Linked DNA regions of Homo sapiens: all the other regions are linked to region 2. The links are chromatin contacts, found by Hi-C or POLR2A ChIA-PET in ENCODE. All regions are on one chromosome and are shown on one strand. Each heading gives the region's core, a stretch centred on a gene start or an enhancer-like site at or near the end of the contact. The rest is flanking DNA. Distances are from core to core; before and after follow the strand shown.

Region 1 (3,295 bases), core at 794-3,293, 220 kb after region 2:
GCTGATGTCACTATCTTTGGGTCTTTTCTCTTGAGTTGCTTGGACTTTGGAAAAGGATGTTACAAGGCCGTACAGAGGGCAGCTGAGGGGGCCAACCAGGTCTGGTGGAAGGCGAAGTGGCCCCCAAAGATGTCCCAGTCCTGATCCCTGGTAGCTGGGAAGATGTTGTTACAAGACAAAAGGAAATTTGCAGGTGTAATTAAGGTTACGAACCTTAAAATAGGGAGGGAAATTATCCTAGACATGGCTGGGATAGTGGGTCTGGTCCAGTCCCATGAGCTGTAAGAGCAGAAAAGGACTTTCTCTGGCTGGAAGCAGAAGAGAGACCAGGCCGAATGGGAAGCCAGAGAGTTTCCAAGTGTGAGGACTGGACATGCCGCTGCCGGCTCCGAGACGGGGGCCCACGGGCAAGGACAGAGACAGGCCTCTACTTGCTAAGGCTGGGCCCTGGCTGACAGCCAGCCAGGGAACAGGGACTTCAGTCCTATAGCCACAGAAACCAGATCCCACCAACCACCTGCGCGGACTCAGAAGGCAACTCACTTGCAGAGCCTCCGGAAGGGACACCCACCCAGCAGGCACTGGGCCCCCTCCAGCCACCCTCAGGCATGCGGGGCTGCAGCCAGAGAGGGGCACAGGGTCGGGCTTGGGCCTGTCAGACCCTCCCCTCCACAGTCTGAGTGACCTGGCCAGTGGCAGGATGGAGGCCTGAGAGGTGGCGCCGTTCACGGAACTGGGAGGGCCATGGGACCGGCTGGGGCGCTGGCTGACGGTGACGGGCGTGTGTGTGAGAACCTGAATGGATGAGGGTGGGTGGGTGGGTGGTGGGGTGGAGGCAGCTCCCTCCCCGTTTACTGGGGTGTGACTTGAGCACCTCGCAAGCACAGGCAGTGCCTCAGCCGCTTACTCTGTGAGGGGCCGACCGTGCCCACCTGCAGGCCCACTGTGTGCCGGGCACCCTGAGCCCCGCGTTTCCAGTGGCTCCAACTCTCCCACAGGTGACCCGGTGGATGCTGCTCTCCTCTGTGTGAGGGAGGAAGCGAGGGGACTGTCATGGCCCACGAGCCTGTTCGCCTCCACAAGCGGCTCCCAACCCCAGGCTCCTTCCAGCAAACCCTTGGAAAGGTCATAGAGCCTGGATGCCCCAGGCCTTGAGGGGCAGAGGGTGGGGGGCAGCAGGGTGGACAGGCGCCCCTTGGGCCATTCTGAAGGGTTCAGGGCTTCACCTGGGAGGGTCTGCGCTGTGGAGAGGCAGGAGACCCCGTGGCAGGAGGAAGGGACCCTCAGGGCTCCCAGCCAGGGAGGGGGTGGCTCGAGTCACGTGGAGACCGTGGGCTTGGGAGGCTCAGGAGTCCGGGATCGGGAGGGTCTGCAGGCCCACCGGCTGCGGGTGGAAGGTGAGGGCCTCCAGAGTGGCCTGAATGGCTTGGTGGGGGCCGCAGGGGCTGGCTGGGCCTGGGGTGAGGTGAGGAGGTGACGGGGGAGGCGGCTGGAGTGTGGAGCTGCAGGGGCCCCTTTGAGGGACACGGGTCCCACAGGAGCGTCCACTGGACTTAGGTGTCCAGGCAGTGATGCCTTGTGCCTGGCTCCGGCCCTGGGTGCCTGGACAAACAGGGGCCTTCCCAAGCAGGGCGTCGTGGTGTAGACAAGGGCAGCCAACCGTGCGACAAGGAGGACAGCCACAGGGCAGCGGAGAGGAAGTGAGAGCTTGTGGGAGAGGTCATGTCCGGTGCGGGGGCGAACGGGGCCCCCACAGCCCAGGAGCAGGCCTCAGGGCACAGGGCACAGGGCACAGGTGGGTTCTCAGCCCGGCTGGGCGGCACCCTCTCTGCCCAGCGCCCCTGCAGGACCCCGCCGACCCGGCGGGACCAGCACAGGTGTCGGGCAGAGGGAAGCCGAGGAGCCCCTGATGTCTGGCTGCCGCCATCCGTCTGTCCGTGCTGGGCTGCAGCTGGCGTGACCTCCGCTGTGCTCCTGTTTTCGGCGAGACCAATGACTCACGCGAGCAAAATGATAAGAACCACAAACAGGGAACGCGGACGGGAGTGGGAGGGAGCAGAAGGCACGTGGTCCTGTGTAAATCCATCCCGGGACGCAGTGCAAACAATGGTCTCTGAGCCCACGTAACCACGCAGAGCGGGACGTTCCGGGATCAGTGGGGAGAGTCAGCTCCTTCCCGAGCCAAGCAGCAGCTGCGTGGGGGAGGGTCGCAATTATTTATTTTTGAGACAGGGTCTCGCCCTCTTGCCTAGGCTGGAGTGCAGAGTTACGATCACAGCTCACTGCAGTCTCGACCTACCAGGCTCAAGCGATCCTCTGGCTTCAGCCTCCCGAGTAGTTGGGACTATAGGTGCATACTTTCATGCCCAGCTAATTTTTTTTTCCCCAGTTTTTTGTAGAGATGGGGTCTTACTATGTTGCCCAGGCTGGTCTTAGACTTCTGGGCTTAAGAGATCCTCTTGCCTTGGCTTCCCAAAGTGCTGGGATTACAGACATGAGTTACCATGCTCAGCTGGGGAGGGGTGCAATTTTTATTTTTATCTTTATTTTTTTGAGACGGAGTTTCACTCCGTCACCCACGCTAGAGTATGATCTCGGCTCACTGCAACCTCCACCTCCCGGGTTCAAGCGATTCTCGTGCCTCAGCCTCCTGAGTAGCTGAGATTACAGGCACCCACCACCATGCCTGGCTAATTTTTGTATTTTTAGAGACAGGGTTTTGCTGTGTGGCCCAGGCTGGTCTCAAACTCCTGAGCTCAAGCGACCCCCCTGCCTCGGCCTCCCAAAGTGCTGGGGTTACAGGCGTGAGCCACTGCGCCCGGCTCTGAGGTGATTTCCTAATGCTGCATTTTAAGAGAGAATTTGTTCCTGGGAAAGGCTGTGTGTGTAAGACGAACCTCTGTCTCCCACTCCTCTCTCTTTGCTGACCCGATTCCTCTTGGCGCAGAGGTTCAGAAACATCCCCTGGCCCTCACTGGCTTCATCTCAAGAACAGAAGTACAATAAGTACCTTTTCCGCACCACTGCCTGAGCCCTCAGTCCAGCCTTCACCGGTTTCCACCTGGTCCTTGGATTGTCGTTATCACCTTTTTCTTTTTTAATCGATAGATCCAAAATGTGTTTTGTTTAACAAATATTAACTAACATCTTTCATATACTAAGCACTCATGCAAAATGATTACATAATAAAACACAAAAGCTGAAAGATGAATGGGCCAAGAACACACACTAAACTCACACACACACACATCTGTGCACTCAGGCAGGGGGAATGGGCCCACCAGATGGGACCGGC
Region 2 (2,955 bases), core at 1-2,500:
TAACACGGTGAAACTCCGTCTCTACTAAAAAAAATACAAGAAAAATTAGCCGGGTGTGGTGGTGGGTGCCCGTAGTCCCAGCTACTCGGGAGGCTGAGGCAGGAGAATGGCGTGAATCCGGGAGGCGGAGGTTTAAGTGAGCCGAGATCGCGCTACGGCACTCCAGCCTGGGCTACAAAGCGAGACTCTGTTTCAAAAAAAAAAAAAAAAAAAAAAAAGAGAATTCACTACCAGTACTTGTTCTTATTTGTCCTAGACTTGCCACTGTTTCAGACTCAAAGGGTGCACTTTCCCTCTTTCATTGTAGGATTTAGTGCATGAATCTGCTCACCCCAAACATCCTCTTCATAACTTGGGGTTTTCGATCCTTTCCAGGCAGATATTGTTTATAATCCCTCACCTGGAGGGTTCCTCCACGTCCCCAATTTATACATTCATTTGTTCACCTGTACAATTTTTTTTTTTTTGAGACGGACTCTCGCTGTCGCCCAGGCTGGAGTGCAGTGGTGCGATCTCGGCTCACTGCTGGCTCCGCTCCCCCGGGTTCACGCCATTCTCCGGCCTCAGCCTCCAGAGTAGCTGGGACTACAGGCGCCCACCACCTCGCCCGGCTAATTTTTCGTATTTTTAGTAGAGACGGGGTTTCACCATGTTAACCAGGATGGTCTCGATCTCCTGACCTTGTGATCCGCCCACCTTGGCCTCCCAAAATGCTGGGATTACAGGCGTGAGCCACCGCGCCCGGCCTGTACAACAATTATTAAGACTGGCTTGTGCCAGGCTCTGCTGAGAATCCCAGGACACGGTGGGGACACGGTGGACGCAGGCTGTCCGTCAAGGGGGCTAGTAAGCCACTAAACAAAGGGTAGCCTTCAGCCCTGCGGCGCGGGCCAGCGAGCATTCAGAGGCCCAACTCGCTGTGGTTGCTCCCCGGGTCTGGTCCCGCGCGGACGTGGGGGCGGCCATCAGGACTGCCCGGGGGTTGGCGCCCTGCTGGGTTCCAAGCCGGTGGGCGCGGACAGTGTGGCGGGAAGGCCGGGCCTGGCGGGTGGGGGCGCGGCCTGGCGGTGGGGGTGGACCTTCCTGGGGTGGAGCCCGCGGCTGTGGGAGCAGGGCCCGCCGGGGCTCGGGCAGGGCGGTGGGAAGGCGGGGCCTTCTGAGTGGGGGCGGGGACTGCTGGAGTTGCGGGGCCTGCCTGGGGTAGGGCGGGGCAGGACAGCTTGGAGATAGGGCCCGGAATTGCGGGCGTCACTCTGCTCCTGCGACCTAGCCAGGCGTGAGGGAGTGACAGCAGCGCATTCGCGGGACGAGAGCGATGAGTGAGAACGCCGCACCAGGTCTGACGGGGAGGCCTTGTGCGAGCGTCCCACTGCCCACCCACCTGGTTGGGACAGTAGAAGAGGGCGGGATGGAGTGGAGGGTTCGCCGACCGCGTCGCCCTCCTGGGTGTCGCAGCTCCTTCCTCGGCAGTCCCGGGGCATGAGAGCGCGACCGGCCAGGAGTTGGGGGACCCGGGACACGGCCGCACGTGGCCTCCCAGGGTTCCAGGAGCCCCTGAGTTAGCCGAGCGTGCGCGTGGGTGTCGGGGGTGCGCAAGTCTCCAGCCTTGCAGAGACGGAGGAGGCTGCCAGATGTGGGGGCGGTGGGGGTTCCTGGAGTCCCACCGCCTGCCCTAAATTTCCACTCCGCCCTTGTCGCCCAGTGTGACCTTGGGCATGTACTGCAGCTCCCAGTGCCTCAGTTTCCTGCTCTGTGGAGGGAGAGTGACAGTGGTCCCACCTGCTGCGTGTATGAGGGTTTGGCACCCCTCTGGCCTTTGGGAAAGGCTTAGGAAACGGGCTGTTTCTTTACTCCGGTTTTACAGGAAAGGAAACAGGCTCAAGACGTTTTAGTAACTTCTCCAAGGTTACCCAGCCAGCAAGTGATGGGGTCCAGGCCTGACCAGCGCCCCCGCCCCAGCACATTCTAGAAGGTTCTGCCCCAGTTTAAATGGGGTGCATGCTCTGAGGCCTGTCACAGCTTTTTCCGGCTTAACTTCTCTGTCCCTCCTCTGGGAGTCTCCACTCCCATGTCTGACTCTCTCCCCATAACCTTCTGGGGCAGCTAAGGGTCTGAGTCCCTCTGGACATGAGCCCCTGGCTCAAGCACATCAGGCAGAGATAAGGGGCTCAGGGAGCACCAGCTTCATGGGTGAATGAATGAAGGAATGAAAGACCCGGCTGTGTCTTTCAGGTCTGATCTCAGAGCTGAAGCTGGCTGTGCCCTGGGGCCACATCGCAGCCAAAGCCTGGGGCTCCCTGCAGGGCCCTCCAGTTCTCTGCCTGCACGGCTGGCTGGACAATGCCAGCTCCTTCGACAGACTCATCCCTCTTCTCCCGCAAGGTGTGAGGCTGGGGCTGAAGGGAAGGCCAGGGGGAAAGTGGGCAGGAAGGTGAGGGGGGAGGTCTGCAGGGGAATGAGGAGGGCGGGGAGACAGCTGGCATAGACACCTCTTCCTACCCTCCAACCCGCTTCTCTCTGTTTCAGACTTTTATTACGTTGCCATGGATTTCGGAGGTCATGGGCTCTCGTCCCATTACAGCCCAGGTGTCCCATATTACCTCCAGACTTTTGTGAGTGAGATCCGAAGAGTTGTGGCAGGTAAGAAACAGAGTGTGTATTTTCGGCGGTGTGGGGGGTGCTCTAGGGCACCCCCTCTTATCACTGGAGGCGGGGTAGGATCCAGGAAGCAGCGCTGGCCTGAGAGTGGGGCCTGGGCTCTGGCCCCAGGTCTGCCAGCAATTCACGGGAGATCTTGGGAAAGTTGAAGAGTTCGCTTCCTCCAGTGGGTCCCCCAAGCTAGTGTCCTGGGTGGACACCCCAGATGCTGGGAAGGGATTTCCTGAGCCTGGGGACTAGAAGCAAGATCGTGGGCTGAGCCTGTGCCCAGCCGGACCTTCTGGCTCCTTGCATTTC
Region 3 (2,859 bases), core at 250-2,749, 250 kb before region 2:
CCACCAGGCCTTCCCCAGGACAGTCCAGAACCAGCGTGCCCAATGCCCCGGCCTCCAGGAGCCATCCCTGCCTCAAGTCGGGGGAGGACGAGAGGGCCCAGGGCAGGGAGGGGCCGGGCACCACGGCCAGCACAGAGGAGGCACCCACTGGTGTGTCCTCAGCCTTAGAAGCTGTGGACCAACTGAAACAGAGAATAACCATGGCAGTGATGGGTGGGCTCCAAGGGTTCCCACACCCACCGCCTGCCCAGACCCCTGCTGTGGAGGGGAACGGAGACCTGGAGGGGTACCCCCAAAAATCTGGACTTGGCCCTGCAGGCTTCTCTGGCCTTTAGAAGGCACGGGAGGATGGGGGCAAGGGGGCGGTAGGCAGACAGCAAGAGCAACCAGTGAGCCCAGAGGACAATCACAGGGAGGACGGCGGCAAGGAGGTGAGGCCATGTCTGGCTGGGGGTGCAGGAACTGAGGGTCCTTCCCAGCCCCTCTCCCCACATCCAGCCCCCTGCTCTGGCACTCTCTCCATCTGCCTCTCACACAGTCCTTACCTTGCTCTCCCTCCCCATGGACTCTCTCTCCCATCTCCCCTCCCCACTCCTAGCCAACCTCCAATGCCCTGGGGCCTCAATTTCCCCCAGGACAAAGGGGCCTCAAGGCCTCATGAACAGAACATGCTGGCAGTGGTGGGTCACCCAGGAACCCCGAGGAACTGGAATGGGGGTGGAGGGGAATCACATGTCCCACTGGTCACCAGTCCCTCTTGCCTTTCTGTCCCAGCTAGCAGCTCTCCAACCTCTGTACCTCTCCCCGAACGCAGGCCCCCCTGCCCGCACCCCAACACTTCAAGACCTCCTAGGAGTGACCTGGCTGGGGTCTCTCTAGGTCAGGTAATTAATAGCAGGAGGGAAGTGCAATTAGCAGGTACCTGGAGTGGGGTCGGTAAGAGAGAATAGCAGAGGAGGAGGAAGTGGTGGGGATGGGGGAGGGGAAGAGAGAAGGGGGAGAAGGAAGCGGAGGGGAGGAGGGAGGAGGGAAAAGACAGAAAGGGGTAGAAGGGAAGCTTGGAGCGGGTGGAGGAGGAGGGGGAAAGGGAGCAGAGGAAGAAAGGAGAGGAGGGGAAGGAAGGGCGGGGAGGGGGAGGGGGAGGGGCGCGCTGAAATCACCCGCAACATCAAAGCCTTCCCCAGCCGCAAAGCAGTCACGTGCAGCCTGGTTCCTTTCGTTCCTTCGTTCCTTCGCTGGTAGAAGCCGCTGGGCCTGGGGCTGCTGAAGGAATTTTAAAACGAGGCAGATTGTCTGGAATATCAGGGGGTTAGGGGAATGCGGTTTTATCTCAAGGCAGGGTAAGGGGAGGCAGGTTTTGAAACCTGTTCCCCCAAGGAGAGCGGCAGGGCTTTGGGGCCTCTGCTAGGAGGCTGGGCAGGTGGCCAAGAGTGAAGACCACCCAGCTACTCCTGCCGGTGAGAGCTCGTGGCTGGGCCAGCCCAGATATCAACAGAAGCCAGAAATCTAGATTTGTATGTGAAAACTTCCCTGTTTTAATTTTGGCTCAAACTAAAAAAAAAAAGAAAAAAAGCGCCACATGGGCCAAATAGAGCATGTCCTGACTGGGGCCCAGAACCTCGGTCACCTCCCACTTCTGATGGTGGGCAGCAACGCTTTTGTTTCCCAGGGGGCACTGAGGCCCAGGAAGGGAAAGGCACTTGTTCAGGGACACACACAGTGAGTGCTCAAGGGGTGCGGGCTAAGACTTGGGGTCTCAGGACTCCCATGCCTGAAGCCTCCTGCGGTCAGCAGCCCAAGGGGCAGGGCTGTGGCTGCTGGGAAAGGGAAGTATAGGGAGGTTAGTGGCAGGGGAGGGTCTCAGAAAACCCCTCGTCCAGCCCAGGGCCAACACACTCAGCCCCACTCATCACCCTGATGACTAACCCAGGCCTGCCTCTCTGCCTTTGCCTCTGCTCAGCCCATCCTCCCTATCCACTCCTGACATTCCCTCCTCCCCCTGCCAAGACCTGGGCAGCTTCCCCTCCCCCGAGCCCCACCTGCAGAATGCACCATGCATTCAACCATTCATTCTTCTGTTGCTCCCCAAGGCCCTGAGTCAGCCTTAACCCCACCTTCAGAGGCCAGGACAGGGGAGGGTGTTTAGGATAGAGAGGTGTGGCCTCCAAGGAGGAAGCAGCTACCTCTGTAGGGTGGCGGTAGGGGAGTCTCCCCAAAGGAAGGTCCTAGGGCAGAGCATGGCATCTGCACTTACCAGGGTGGAGGTGTAAATGGCTGCTGGAAGCCAGAGGCAAGGCTGGGAGGAGGTGGATGTGGGGGTTCAGAAATGCGGAAGTTTATCTTGCGGGCACTAGGGAGCCGTTGGAGGTGTGTAAGCAGGAGAGAGGTCGGCTCAGATCTTCACTATGGGGCTGTCAGGACAAGGCGAGGATGGAGTCATTCATAGGTTCAACAAGTGTTTGCTGAGCACTTACTCTGTGCCACGCCCCAGGGAGACAGAGGAGAGCCAGACAGACAAGGCGTGCACCTTGGGGAGACAGACGTGACCACACAACCACCACCACAGGGTGAGGGGGCTATGGTGGGGGCTGGACTGGGTAAGGCACGTGGCCTGGTCCCTCCAAAGAGGAATCCACCTGCAAGGTGAGGACAGGAGGGGACACTGTTCCCAGCCAAGGAGGTGGCATGCACACAGGCCCAGAGGTGGAGAAAGCAGGGCTTCCTAAGTCAAAGTGATTCGACAGGCGGAGGTGTCTGCAAGAGCCATGCCAAAGGTGACAGAGCTCCCTGGCGTAGCTCCAGGGCAATGGAAACCTTTGGGAGGGGTCTGGGAGCAGCAAGGGAGGGAAGGTGGGAAGC
Region 4 (3,166 bases), core at 278-2,777, 160 kb before region 2:
ACTAAAAATACAAAAAAATTAGCCAGGTATGGTGGTGGTCTCCTGTAATCCCAGCTACTCAGGAGGCTGAGACAGGAGAATCGCTTGAACAGGGGAGACAGAGGTTGAAGTGAGCTGAGATTGCACCGTTGCACTCCAGCCTGGGCGACAAAAGCAAGACTCTGTCTCAAAAAAAAATAATAATAAATATAAATAATAAAAATAAAATAAAATAATGAGGATTGGAAAGGAAAAAGTAAAACTTGCATTATTCATAGATGACATGACTGGGTTCGTAGAAAATCCAAAGGAAGGCCAGGCGCGGTGGCTCACACCTGTAATCCCAGCACTTTGGGAGGCTGAGGTGGGCGGACCACGAGGTCAGGAGATCGAGACCATCCTGGCTAACATGGTGAAACCCCGTCTCTACTAAAAATACAAAAAAATTAGCCGGGCGCAGTGGCGGGCACCTGTAGTCCCAGCTACTTGGGAGGCTGAGGCAAGAGAATGGCATGAACCTGGGAGGCAGAGCTTGCAGTGAGCCAAGATCGTGCCACTGCACTCCAGCCTGGGCGACAGAGCGAGACTCTGCTCAAAAAAAAAAAAAAAAGAAAGAAAAGAAGAAAAGTAAAGAAAGTGAAAATGGGGACAAAACCTTTACCCTAAAACCTTATCAAGAGGATTGATAAAATATAACAGGTGTAAAGTCCTGCCATGATCCCTGGCACATAGTAGGTACACAACAAATGGCTCTTGATACCATCATCGTTGTGACTGTCACTCTTCTCCGCCCAGGCCCAATCCCAGTTGGTAGACCCTTATGTCAAGGGCTTGGCAAAGTTCTATGACCTCTACTCTCCAAGCTGGCCTGCAACTCTGCAGGCAGTTAGGTCTGTTCACCTCACTCCAGAGAAGTCGGCCTGCATCCTAGAGGCTGTGAAACCCAGGCAAAAAGAAGCTCTGCTCAAAAGAGCTCTTCCGTTAAACATAATCTCATAGAAAGATATTTATTCACGTGGAAAGATGTTCATGAAAAAAATAGCTGTATTGCTCCAATTAAAAAAGAAGTATGTGTGAGTGCGTATGGGTTTCTTTGTATATATTTATAGAAAAAATACTGGAAAATATATTAGTCAATGTTCTTAGTATTTATCCTGGAAGAAGATGGGATTAGGATGCTGGTTATTTTCTTCTTTTATATATATATATATATATCTCACATATGTGTATGCTGGGGGAGAGGGAAAGTGAGAGTGAGAGGGAGAGAGAGAAATATTTTCATCTAACAGTTGACACCAGAATCCCTGGTAGGGAAAATACCACTATGAGATGCTGGGAGACAGGAGAGAGTATGAGGAAGTCTCCGGCCACGTGCAAAACCGTGGCTGACAGAAACTCCCCAGGATGGGGAAGCTGAAAGCCCTTTGAGAACCATCACATTCCACTTGGAACTGTTGGCACTGCCCCACAGGGACATTTCCTTGGCCTCGCTGCCACCCGCCCCATCCTCAGCAGACAAGGCTGTATCCTGGGCGTCCTCTGTGTGGTGTTCTGTGGCGTTATTAGGGTGAGTCAATGTTGTGGGAACAGAAACGACAGCACGTACGAGCAGAACCCAAGCACCATCGCAGCCAGGGGGCGTGCACCTGGGGGGCGTGCACCTGGGGAGCGTGCACCTGGGAACCTGCAGGGCCCCAGAAGGGCTGTGTGCCTTCCAGGCGTGGAGTGGGGAGCCCACCTGGCGGTGCCAGATCTCACGAGATGGGGACCCCAGCTGGCACTGGGTGGCATTTCTTCTTCCCTTGCTCTACTTGGAGCATATGTTGTTCGTGGAGCCGAAAGGAACGTAGCAAAAAGAGTGTTCCCAGCCCTCCCCGGCCCCAGCCGCTGGGCAGAGGGCTGCATGCTGGCTGGCTGGCCAGGCTGGGGCAGCCTGGCCTCCTCGGCCCCTACGCTGCACCCACCTTCCACTTCCTGGAGATGCACCCACATCTCCAGGAAAATTGTTTCAGAAAATGCCTACAACACAGCAGAGAGTGGAACAAACAGGGTCCCAACGCATGTCTGCGCTGTGATTGTGACCATGTAAGATAATATCTGCATGTGCCAGGAGGGGAGAGAGCAAATCATTACAAATCACTGATGTGTTAAGGGCGTGGGATGGCGCCTGACCTCTTCCTCTTTTTGTGATTTTTGTTGTTTATACAATAAAAACAGGAGGAAGTGGTAAGAGCTGTTTGGTCAGATGAAGGAGCTTTCTTCATTCTTCGCCAACTTGTGCCGTCACTACCCCTTGTCCCAGAATGAGGATCCATGCCAAGGAGGGGAACAGGGCATGGGGGGCACCTGACATTCGTATGCCTTCCAGGAGCCCTGCACGTGTCATCTCTTTTCAGCTTCAGAGAAATTCCATGAGGTAAGAATTGTTATCCCCATTTTATAGATGAGGAACTTGAGGCTAGGAGAGTCCACACAGCTGGTACAAGACTGAGCCAGACAGACCCTGGTACAAGACAGACTCTGCCTAAGGCCTGAAAGAGGTGGAGGGAGCCGGGGGCCCCGGGACTCACTGTGTAGACAGATTCTGAAGGATGCTGCTTGGGGCTGCTGGCAGATCTTGGATCTGGGCACTTCCTGGTGGGGTCCTTCCCTGGACCCCGCATCCGCTTCTGTAGGGAGAAAGGAGTCAGGGCCAGGGATGAGTGGCTCTCGTCTTCCTCCCCGCACAGACCCCCCAGGGGAAAGGATGGCAGATTGTCATGAGGTCACACAGAGATTCATCACTCAGTCCCTCCCACTCACCCTCTCCAGGGAAACATGGCAAATGCCTACAAGACCTGCATCAAGCCATTCCTGCACCTGGAGACACAGGAAATGGAAAAGGCCCACACGAGGTGATGTCCCTGGACAGAGCACCTGGCTGGTAGGGACCCAAGCTACTGGGACCAGTGCCAGTGGGGCAGGGCCCCAGGGACCGAGCCAGCAGCCATGGGTGGGCCCCTAGTGGTGCCAGCCAGGTCCAGTGTCCAGTCTTCCTCTGCTGTCACTGGCTCTGGCCTCGAGCGAGCCAGTTCCCCTCTGGGCCTTGGTTTTATTTATTATTATTATTATTATTATTATTATTATTATTATTATTATTATTTGAGATGGAGTCTCACTCTGTTGCCCAGGCTGGGGTGCAATGGTG

Evidence for each region. Hi-C counts contacts between places; a loop is a spot of excess contacts on that map. ChIA-PET counts read pairs that join two places held with the same protein, here RNA polymerase II (POLR2A). Pooled maps may share reads with other maps.
Region 1: a pooled map shows a loop between it and region 2 (2.8-fold over the local background). The contact joins the enhancer-like site here to the promoter of SERHL2 in region 2. A Hi-C loop is called at or near these places in 1 of 37 single-sample maps with no recorded cell type and 1 of 50 pooled maps. POLR2A ChIA-PET finds 5 or more read pairs at or near these places in 2 of 52 experiments (BJ and activated B cell).
Region 3: a pooled map shows a loop between it and region 2 (2.2-fold over the local background). The contact joins the enhancer-like site here to the promoter of SERHL2 in region 2. A Hi-C loop is called at or near these places in 1 of 50 pooled maps. POLR2A ChIA-PET finds 5 or more read pairs at or near these places in 2 of 52 experiments (A673 and naive thymus-derived CD4-positive, alpha-beta T cell).
Region 4: a pooled map shows a loop between it and region 2 (3-fold over the local background). The contact joins the enhancer-like site here to the promoter of SERHL2 in region 2. A Hi-C loop is called at or near these places in 2 of 50 pooled maps. POLR2A ChIA-PET finds 5 or more read pairs at or near these places in 2 of 52 experiments (A673 and IMR-90).

The regions. Positions count from the first base shown.
Region 1 is chr22:42,768,133-42,771,427 of GRCh38, forward strand. No RefSeq gene overlaps it. Among named protein-coding and RNA genes, the nearest start is that of A4GALT, 49 kb to the left of the region's middle. RefSeq lists a silencer at 1,448-1,634 and an enhancer at 1,557-1,616. Within about 2 kb of position 2,044, at least 5 of the 41 ENCODE cell types and tissues checked have a DNase peak (open chromatin) inside an H3K27ac peak, as active enhancers do.
Region 2 is chr22:42,552,706-42,555,660 of GRCh38, forward strand. SERHL2 (serine hydrolase like 2) reads left to right here and starts at 1,251. Exons shown (of 12, transcript NM_014509.5): 1 at 1,251-1,337; 2 at 2,233-2,382; 3 at 2,527-2,640. The coding sequence starts at 1,316. RefSeq lists a silencer at 794-1,193.
Region 3 is chr22:42,298,837-42,301,695 of GRCh38, forward strand. It overlaps a transcript of TCF20 not described here. Among named protein-coding and RNA genes, the nearest start is that of TCF20, 30 kb to the left of the region's middle. RefSeq lists enhancers at 944-1,622, 1,482-1,711, 1,623-2,301, 2,302-2,859, 2,382-2,491 and 1 more. Within about 2 kb of position 1,500, at least 9 of the 41 ENCODE cell types and tissues checked have a DNase peak (open chromatin) inside an H3K27ac peak, as active enhancers do.
Region 4 is chr22:42,395,309-42,398,474 of GRCh38, forward strand. It overlaps NFAM1 (NFAT activating protein with ITAM motif 1), which reads right to left. Exons shown (of 6, transcript NM_145912.8): 4 at 2,550-2,648. Among named protein-coding and RNA genes, the nearest start is that of LINC01315, 28 kb to the left of the region's middle. RefSeq lists a silencer at 1,515-1,809. Within about 2 kb of position 1,528, at least 9 of the 41 ENCODE cell types and tissues checked have a DNase peak (open chromatin) inside an H3K27ac peak, as active enhancers do.